2 separate regions of the Homo sapiens genome follow, and region 1 is linked to region 2. Evidence: read pairs that join two places in POLR2A ChIA-PET (ENCODE). Cell type or tissue: PC-9. All regions are shown on one strand.

Evidence for each region. Peaks named below come from ENCODE experiments on the same cell type or tissue, not always from the same donor. Only the 100,000 strongest peaks of a DNase experiment are listed, where the experiment ranks them.
Region 1: POLR2A ChIA-PET joins it to region 2 with 12 read pairs; 2 of 35 experiments call an interaction of 5 or more read pairs at or near these places.

The regions. Positions count from the first base shown.
Region 1 is chr14:55,713,845-55,716,344 of GRCh38, reverse strand. LOC124903320 (a long non-coding RNA gene) reads right to left here and starts at 844. Exons shown (of 2, transcript XR_007064179.1): 1 at 631-844. In PC-9, no CTCF peak of the experiment used is centred here; no DNase peak of the experiment used is centred here.
Region 2 is chr14:55,598,529-55,601,028 of GRCh38, reverse strand. All of the region lies in intron 1 of KTN1 (kinectin 1), which reads right to left. Among named protein-coding and RNA genes, the nearest start is that of KTN1, 20 kb to the right of the region's middle. In PC-9, no CTCF peak of the experiment used is centred here; a DNase peak (open chromatin) is centred at 1,408; H3K27ac peaks cover 2,240 bases.

The DNA.
Region 1 (2,500 bases), 120 kb before region 2:
TAAACCCTGGAAATTTAAATTGGCTTTTCAGAGATCCATTAGCTCATGAAATCTTAGGTTGTGTCACTGTTGTGTGAGAACCCATAGAAACGGGTATGTAAAACAAGCCTCCAGCAACCACACGGTTCCTCACAGTGACTTCTCTATAGCCAGGGGCCAACAGATGTGACTAGCTAAAGTGATTGGCTAAAGGAGGGGGCGTTGTCATGGGAAACCAGGACATCTCACTTGCAGCATTTTCTTAACCCAGTGGGGAAAAATGTTCCAGTTCTTATTTTTCTGTTTGACAACAAGATGCTCAGCTATCTGGAATTCATCTGTGAAGAGTCCCACAGGAATTTGGCAGTGACATCAGAGCAAGGGAACTCATTCTAAGTGATTAAAATGGAAAGTTGTGGCCGCAACTTTCTAATATCACCAATTCACAACAGATTTTCAGTCCTCCGTGGCTGAACCACCACTTAGCTTTTTAGGAAGGAGAGACACAAGGCTCAGCCAGAGGAATTTGGATCATCTCACTACAATCGTGTGTGAAGGCAGAGGGCACAGACAAAAGAGAAGAGATGGGGCCGTCAAGGCAGGACCAGGTAAGCAGCAAAGAAATGAACTGTTCATCCCAATCAAACTTACCATGGAGAGACTAGATATACCTCTGTCCCAAAAGAACCCATTGAGCAGTCTTTGACTCCAAATGCGTCAGTCTGTCTCATCTTGGTTGTCCCTGAAACATACACAGCCATTTGGACGTCTGGAGGGAAGTGGGTCTGTGCTGTTCTCATGTTCGTCTGGTAAACAACAAACTGGTGCTTAAAATACATATACTGTGGCCGGGAGCGGTGGCTCACGCCTGTAATCCCAGCACTTTGGGAGGCCGAGGCGGGCGGATCAGGAGGTCAGGATATCGAGACCATCCTGGCTAACATGATGAAACCCCGTCTCTACTAAAAATACAAAAAAATTAGCTGGGCGTGGTGGTGGGCACCTGTAGTCCCAGCTACTCGGGAGGCTGAGGCAGGAGAATAGCGTGAACCCAGGAGGAGGAGCTTGCAGTGAGCCGACATCACACCACTGCACTCCAGCCTGGGCAACAGAGCGAGACTCCATCTCAAAAAAAAAAAAAAAAAAAAAATATATATATATATATATAGCATAACGTCGAGCTTTTGAGGTTGAGAGATCAGACCCCCCTCCCCAAGCAAAGTATATACCTCTCACATCAGAGCCACAGGGCTCTTTGCTTCTTGGACAGCCTAATCCATCAACCAAAGTCATCTTCCCTTAAAACTGAATGGGACAGGACAGTAATCTAGAGGAAAAGTTCAGAAGAAATTTCACTTTTTACTCTAAAACCCATGTTAGAGCACTCTCAGCCTGAATTCCTTGAAAACATGTCCTGAGACAAGGATTAAGGGCTAATGCTTTAGGAAGTACAGTGCCAGGGCATTGCACCTGAGGAAAAAGGAAAGCAAGTCAGGGAAGGATGGAGAGTAAATGCTGTCCACTGCTCCTCAACAAGTTTCAAGAGATGCATTCAATCCCCAACTCGTGTACCTTCTTGACCACACAAGACATCTCTGGCCAAGCTATATAGAGAAAAAATGTCCATCAAAGAGAAGAATGGACAGGGAATTTGTTTACCTAACTTCATTCTCATTGGTAGAATGTGACCCACAGTCACACTTTGAATTTCGGAGTTAAATTAAAAGACCTATTGCCCCCAGGGGATCCAGATGGCACATCTTGTGGCATGATGCTCATTCACGTCCAGCAGTGCCGCAGGGAGGAGGCAGAAAGACTCTGGGCCTCAGCCCCACATCAGAGCCTTGCCAGAGCCAGTGTCACTGCAGCAACTGAGATGGAGCAAGCCCTGAGTCTGGAACACAGGTGAGGCCAAGAGAATGAGGGCACCTGAGATGTGTCAGGTGAAATGACATGATACTTAATTAAAGGAAATTGTTTTGGCCAGGCACAGTGGCTGATGCCTGTAATCCCAGCACTTTGGGAGGCTGAGGTGGGCCGATCACTTGAGGCCAGGAGTTTGAGACCAGCCTGGCCAACATGGAGAAACCCCATCTCTACTAAAAATACAAAAATTACCTGGGTGTGGTGGTGCATGCTTGTAATCCCAGCTACTCGGGAGGTTGAGGCAGGAGAATCACTTGAACCTGGGAGGCGGAGGTTGCAGTGAGCCAAGATCGTGCCACTGCACTCTAGTCTGGGTGACAAAGTGAGACTCTGTCTCAAAAAAAAAAAATTGTTTCTCCTCATGCCTAGTTTTCAACATAGCTGTCCTCACTTCTGAATTCATCACTGGAATAGGCAAAAATCTAAAGTTCAGGAAGCCTGAAATGAAGCAAGGTCTCCCTGCCCCTCTGCCTCTAAGTGACCTTCTGGAATGGCAACGACTCCCATTGCCTCGTTGCACCTGCTCCCTGAGACAAGCTTTCTGTTCTCTGTCTACAGACACAGTAGTGACTGGGTAAAATCAGGTTGGCCCATT
Region 2 (2,500 bases):
TGCAGAGGTCATAGCTGCTGAAAGTATCTTTTAGACTTTTGCTTACTCATCATGCCCAAACCAGCCCATTTTCTCAGGAAAAGGCACTGCTCATTTAAAAACACTTCCATGGGAAATAATCTGGTTAAAAGTTTATTCGGTAAAAAAAAAAATCTAATTTATAATTAGACAAACTGAAAGCTTTAATACCAAAAAAGTAATAACTTTTTAAAATAGTCTTTCAAATCAGTTTTCAAATCACATAAAATCAGTTTTTGAAGACAAAAGAACATGTCATCAAAACTGTTCAAAAATTAACACTACAACATGAAATTCATACCGTAAAACAGCTACACCATGTACAGAAGCTTTCCTCCCCTTAAAATCTACCATCTTGACCTGCTTTTCCTTTCATAAGATTTCTGAGTAAGAAAGGGCCATCTAATCCAACTAGCCACTCAGAGATTAGACCCAGCTCAACAGGCAGCCAGCCTATGTTTGAAAAGCAGGGATGAATACCTCCCATAAACCCCTTTTATTCTTTGGAAAGACAAGTTCTTTTTAGTTTTGATCCAAAATCACATCATCCTATAACTTCTCCCAGTGGTCCTAGCTCTACCCTAACCATAACAAATCTGTCCAATCCCACTACCACAGGGTAGTCTTAATAACTGATGCTTAAACTTAATGAAATTAAATTTAGCAGCAAATAGAAAAACTTACTTCAAAATTTATCATTCACAAAAATTTATCATCCTTTGGAAAAGTTTAGCTAGGGTATTAAAGTTGAACATAATGGGTTAATTAATAAAATATTAATAAAATAACTCTTAGGTGTATCACCTTAGGTCACTCAACAATGGAAGTACTAAAATGATCAGATGTTTTAGGTATTATGTCTCTTCTGGGGATATTCTTGCTTATCCCCAGAAGAGACATAATACCTAAAACATCTCACAAACTGAACATGAAATGTAAATTAGAACATCAAATACTATCAAAAATGACTACTGAAAAAGTTTTGCTTATGTAAATAAGAATTTTTAATTCTTGTCCAAGAACACCCAATTAAAGGCAAAATAGCCCATATACACACAAAAAGTTTGGTATATTATCACAGTGCCATTTCAAATCACTAAGTTAAAAAAATAGATTTAATAAGTAGTATTGACACAAAAGAGAAAAAGACACAAGAGAAAGCTTGTTTGCTTTTCCAAAGGCCAGAAGTCTCCATTAAGATTGTACAACCTTAAATTCTCATCTACAGTTTCTGCCAATTCCCCCTACTGCCCCCTTCCTACCACAAATATTGACATAAAAATGGCTCACGGATCACCTGAGGTCAGGAGTTCCGAGAACCACCTGGCCAACATGGCGAAACCCCGTCTCTACTAAAACTACAAAAAATTAGCCGAGCGTGGTGGCGGGAGCCTGTTAATCCCAGCTACTCCGGAGGCTGAGGCAGGAGAATCGCTTTGAATCTGTGCTTCTGTGCGGCAGAGGTTGGCAGTGAGCCAAGATTGCGCCACTGCACTCCGCCCTGGGCAACAGAACGAGACTCTGTCTCAAAAAAAAGAAAAAAAAAATGGCTCAATGGCCACAAAAGCCCTGGGACTCAGGAAAAACTCTTGGGAAGGAAAAATCTCTCTGGAAAAAAACTACCTCTGTCCAATCTAGTCCGTACAGTATAGTATTTGCAGATATACTCCTGCCAGAGGTGAACTTCCAGTCAAAATAAACAAGAGTAGCACATACAAACAGGGAGTAGATCCCAAAAAACTGATAACAGAATGTGAAAGACTATTAAAACAAAAATTTCAGCCATGAGAGTTATAAAAGAAATCAGAAACACAGAAAACACTCATAAAAAAACAGAAAAATTAGAACTTGAATTTTATAAATTATGTGTACATACATATGTACACAGACATACAAACACCCAGCAATTAAAAGCTAAATGGCCTGATAACTATATAAAGTTGAATTATCAAACAAGACAGACGATTAAAAAACTGACAATGTACCACAAAAAATTATACATAAGGGAAAATATGAAAGAAAAATTAACAGACATAAAGGATACATGAGAATGTCCAATAAATCCAATGGGAATTCAAGGAGAGGAAAGAACAAAGAAACACAGTGGCTGAGAATTTTCAAAAACTGTTGAAAGCTATGGATCTTCCAATTCAGGAAAGGCAACAAAATTTGAACAGAATAAAAGATATTTAAACATTTGTTGTAACGTTGTGTAACTCAAACAAGTCTTGAAACCAATACAGAAAAGAGTACCGAAAAATTTAGACTTACATAGTACTTAGCAATAGAAGCCAAAGAATAATGTAATAAAATCTCCATAGAAACAATGACCATTAATTGCCACAGAATTCTAGACCCTGCTGAACACTGGAATATTAGTTTTTAGAAGCAATAAGTCTGTCAGCTCTGCAACAAACAAAACTGATCAACATTAGTAAATAATTAGTAAAAATTAATTCAGACTTTATATGAAATTTACTAA